Linked DNA regions of Homo sapiens: region 2 is linked to region 1. The links are chromatin loops, found by intact Hi-C in ENCODE. Cell type or tissue: gastrocnemius medialis. All regions are shown on one strand.

Region 1 (2,500 bases):
TCACCTGAGGTCAGGAGTTCGAGACCAGCCTAGCCAACATTGTGAAACCCTATCTCTACTAAAAAACAAAAATTAACTGGGCATGGTGGCAGGAGCCTGTAATTCCAGCTACTTGGGAGGCTGAGGCAGGAGAATGGCTTGAACCCGGGAGGCAGAGGTTGCAGTCAGCTGAGATCATACCACTGTACTCCATCCTGGGTGACAGGGTGAGACTCTGTCGAGAGAGAGAAAGAAATCAAATTCTTTCAAAATGTTTTTCTCATATTTTATGAGTGGTATTGGAAGGACCCTAAGTACCTGTATAATCTATGTATTTGATACCCTAGAATGGGGCCAAGTATCATTGTTACTCATATTTAACAAAACAAAGGTAGAGAAATAGGCAAGCTAAGGGGTTTAACCAAGATCCCAATGTTAGTTAGTGGCTAAACTGCAATTCCAGATTTGCATTTTGCACTCTCTCCCAATAGATTGTACTGTACAAATACCAAAGGGTGTGTGTGATGTGTATTTGTTGGGATCAGGGATGGAAACTATCTACAAATAACATGGTAGCCGGGTGCGGTGGCTCATGCCTGTAATCCCAGCACTTTGGGAGGCTGAGGTGGGAAGATCATGAGGTCAGGAGTTTGAGACCGGCCTGGCCAACATAGTGAAACCCCATCTCTCTAAAAATACAAAAATTAGTCGAGCATAGTGACACGCACCTGTAGTCCCAGCTACTCAGGAGGCTGAGGCAGGAGAATCACTTGAACCTGGAAGGCGGAGGTTGTGGTGAACCAAGATCACGCCACTGCACTCCAGCCTGGGCAAAAGAGCAACACTCTGTCTAAAAAAAAAACACTGACTAAATCTGACCATCTGACCCAAGGAAGGCTGGGACTCAGAAGGCCCAGGGTGACACACTCTCTGTGGACAGTTGCTATGGAGAATATACATTCCAGGGAGAGTCACATAAAGGTCCCTGAGACTTGGAATCTCAGAGTGAAGCACCACCCACAGAGTGCCTTAAACCAGACATGGAGACGTTTCTCCCATAATTACCATGGGGCAAGTCTTCCTCTGTTGCAACGGAAGTGGTGCAGGATTCAGAGTTGCTTTTCAGGCTGGGGAGGCAGAAAAAGTATCAGTCCATCTGCTGTGTCTCATACAGGCATCCAGAAGAGAGTGTGAAAGAGATGGCAAGCGGTTTATTCATAGAGGGCAAGTTTTCAGTTTCACAGATGGATGATAAAACAAATCTGAATGCAGTCTTACAAATCTTAAAGAGTCTTAAGAGCTGATGTTTGCAGCCCAAGCTGGGGGAATATGGAGCCTCCAAAGTAATATAATCTTGATCAGATATATGTTCTTTCACCAGTTATTAATTATCAGGATGTCAATAACAGGACTTGACTGAAGAAGTCCCAAGAGCTTCTTGTTCTTGCATTAGTTAATGCAGGTATTTATTTTCCAAAATTTTTATTTCAACACCGCCATCTAGTGTACAGTTTCCTGATTTTTACCAAGCCTCAGGGTATCTGTTCAAGTGGGTGTTATTCAGTTCTTAGGAGGAGCAATATTCTCTAGCTTGGAAAGATGTCTATGACATTTCACTAAGTGCAAAAAAGCAAATTACAAAATGATATGTACTATGTGGTTCAATACATGCAGACTACACGTATGTATTTGTGCAAACTTTTTCATATGTGTATATGCATAAAGATCTGGAAAGGAGGCTGGGCGCCGTGGCTCAGGCCTATAATCCCAGCACTTTGGGAGGCTGAGGTGCGTGAATTACTTGAGGCCAGGAGTTCAAGACCAGCCTGGCCAACATGGCAAAACCCCAGCTCTACTAAAAATACAAAAATTAGCAGGATATGGTAGTGCCTGCCTGTAGTCCCAGCTACTTGGTGAGGCTGAGATGGAGGATCACGTGAGCCTGGGAGGCGGAGGTTGCAGTGAGCTGAGATAGTGCCACTGTACTCCAGCATGGGTGACAGAGAAAGACTCTGTCAAAAAAATAAAATAAAGATCTGGAAAGATATTCTCTAAATTGTTGATAGTGATTGTCTCTGGTTGGGAGAATTGGGGGAATTTTTTTGTTACTTATTCTTATCTGTTCAGTTTTTCATAATTGATCATTGACATATATAGGGTGAAAACTTAATTTTTAAAAAGATCAAAGGAGCCCCCAAGGTGAGAATCCACCCAAAAAAGATTATTTTCTAAGGCAATTATATTCAACAGTTATTTATTGAACAGCTACTATGTACAATGTATCCTCCTTTTTTTTGTTTTTGTTTTTGTTTCTTTGGTCTTTTTCCTTCTGTTACAATGTTTTCTTTTGATCTTCAAATATACCAACAAAGTAAGATAAACCCCTCTACCATAATACCAGCTACCATTTAATGAGTGTTCACTGTGTGTTAAGCATTGTGCTGAGCACTTTGCATTCTGAATCTTAATTCTGGAGGTGAAACTACTGAGGTGAGAATACTAAGGCTCAGAGAGGTCAAGT
Region 2 (2,500 bases), 81 kb before region 1:
CACGTCCACTCACGTTTGTGGAACCCTGCCACTGCCACGTGAGCAAGCCCACGCTAGTCTACTAAATGATCAGAGACTCATGTCTCAGCCAACATCCAGCCAATCACCACATGTGTGGGTGAGGCCATCCGAGGCAAGCCAGCCCCCAGCCTATCCCCCAGGTCTCTTGAAATCATCTGGGCTGATTTCAAGCCCAGATGAAATCAGCCAAGTCTGGCAGAAACCCCCAGAGGGCTTGTATAAACAATAATACATACTTATTGTTTACTCCACTTGACTTAGGGTGACTTGTCACACAGCAGTAGCTAAATAAGACAACAACCGACCTTCCAGCTTCTCCTCCCACTTCCCACTTTGTACTCTGATTCTTACACCAAATTACTTGGTATTCCCTGAGTATCTCACAGTAATGTCTCAATGACTTTATTATGCTGCATCCTCTGCCTAGGAGGCCCTTTTCTCTTTCCTATCTTGTGAAAATCTACTTGTCATTCAATATCTAGCTGAAACATCATTCATTCATTCATTCATCAGATATGTATTGAGACAAGGCACTGAGGTCTCACAACTGAGCAAAACAGCCTGTGCACTCAACCAGCTCACAGTTGAGGAAAAGGTAAATGAGTAAATAGTCAATGCCACTTCTTGCTTTCTCCAACTCCTGTAGGTAGAAGTCTTATTCCTTCGCACACACTTTCATTCCTCGATTATAGCACTTCTCACAGCGTGATGCCAGCCATAATAATAATAACTAACTTGGAAAGCTCTTATGGAGAGTAGATGAGATTATAGAGGCACAGCCTTTAGCATGGTGCCAGAAACATAGTAAGTGGAAAATAAATGTTAGCTGTTGATATTTTTAGTTAACACACATGTTCATCTCCCCTGCCTGACTGCATATAAGCTTCTTGAGAACAGGAACTGAGCCAAATTCAACTTTGTGTCTGAAGTGCCTAAAGAGAATATGTGCCTGGCACATAATAAACACTCATTAGATGTTTGTTGAGCAAACATCACCAGAAGTGTAAGAATTGAGCAAAGGCCCAATAATCGCAGAGCTGCTCAGTGGCCCTGGGACTCTTGGATTATACTGGGGCGCCCTCTGCTGTGTATATGTTGGGTATAAAGTGAAACTTTTAAGGAAGCCCACGGGAAAGTTTCCAGAAAGGCTCATTCCGGGCAAAGGTTTCTCAACTTGAGGGGTACTACACCTTGCCCCAGTTCTACACCTGGGGTCAGTTTATTTTATCGCTGAAACCACCTATGTTATTTATGGGGTTTTTCTTGTCTTTGTGTTCTTTCTTTTCTTTTTTTCTTTTCTTTTCTTTTTTCAGGGTCTTGCTGTCGCCCAGGCTGGAGTGCAGTGACCCAATCATAATTCACTGTAGCTTTGAACTGCTGGGCTCAGGTGATCCTCTTGCCTCAGATTTTTGAGTCGCTGGTACTACAGGTGCATGCCACCACACATCCAGTTAATTTTTTAAAAAAATTTTTAGAGGCCAGGCGCGGTGGCTTACACCTGTAATGCCAGCAATTTGGGAGGCCGAGGTGGGTGGATCGCGAGGTCAGGAGTTCGAGACCAGCCTGGCCAATATAGTGAAACCCCGTCTCTACTAAAAAAAAATACAAAAATTAGCCGCACATGGTGGCACTCACCTGTAGTCTCAGCTGCTCAAGAGGCTGAAGCAGGAGAATCGCTTGAACTGGGGAGGCGGAGGTTGCAGTGAGCCAAGATCGCACCACTGCACTCCAGCCTGTGTGACAGGCTGGCTTCAAACTCCTGGCCTCAAGTGATTCTCCCACCTTGGCCTCCAAAAGTACTGCGATTACAGGCATGTTATTTGTTATTTGAAGGAACAAAATGTTTTGGCTTAGATTCTGTTTCTTATTTAGGTCACAAATAAACCCTTCAGAAGAAATAAAGTAATAATAAAATAAAGAGATGGTGGAATAGATGAAAAGATAGATCATCTGACTCTGTTCCCTGCCACGTTTGGAATCCTGTTGAGAAGAGAGAGAAGAAGCAACTACATACGGGGGACATATCCATCACTTGAGATTCTAGCTGACGACGTCCGAATATATCTCAACTCACAAAGTAAACGCCAGATCATATGCCATGATGACTTAATCATGTTACTATAAAGAAAATATTTAAACAGGAGAGATTTTAAAAATTGCAATTCATCTTGTGACAAATTACTTAAAATAATATATTTGCCTGGAAAGAACACATCTAATTTATATATTAGCAGACACTGTTGTGCACCGTGGTGAGAAGGGATATGTAAGTGGGATGATGACTTTTCCTTTCTGTAAAGAGGTTTCTATTTTTACTTTAAAGAAAACATGTTCAAAGAAAGTTGCTCTGAATAACTTAAATTACAGCGCTCCATAGACACTGGCACTATGCCTGGTTCTTTTTTATTGAGTACCAGACATTGTCTATGAAAAATAGTAAAGATAAGTTGATGCCTAGGATTATGCTATCTTTCTCCTA

The links. Peaks named below come from ENCODE experiments on the same cell type or tissue, not always from the same donor. Only the 100,000 strongest peaks of a DNase experiment are listed, where the experiment ranks them.
Region 2: a loop joins it to region 1, with 5 times the contacts of the local background. A loop is called at or near these places in 11 of 110 quality-filtered maps.

What each region holds. Positions count from the first base shown.
Region 1 is chr11:107,769,724-107,772,223 of GRCh38, forward strand. No RefSeq gene overlaps it. Among named protein-coding and RNA genes, the nearest start is that of SLN, 59 kb to the left of the region's middle. In gastrocnemius medialis, CTCF peaks have their summits at 1,497 (motif pointing left) and 1,707; no DNase peak of the experiment used is centred here; H3K27ac peaks cover 1,503 bases.
Region 2 is chr11:107,688,696-107,691,195 of GRCh38, forward strand. No RefSeq gene overlaps it. Among named protein-coding and RNA genes, the nearest start is that of SLN, 22 kb to the right of the region's middle. In gastrocnemius medialis, a CTCF peak has its summit at 1,102 (motif pointing left); a DNase peak (open chromatin) is centred at 1,106; H3K4me3 peaks cover 313 bases; H3K27ac peaks cover 673 bases.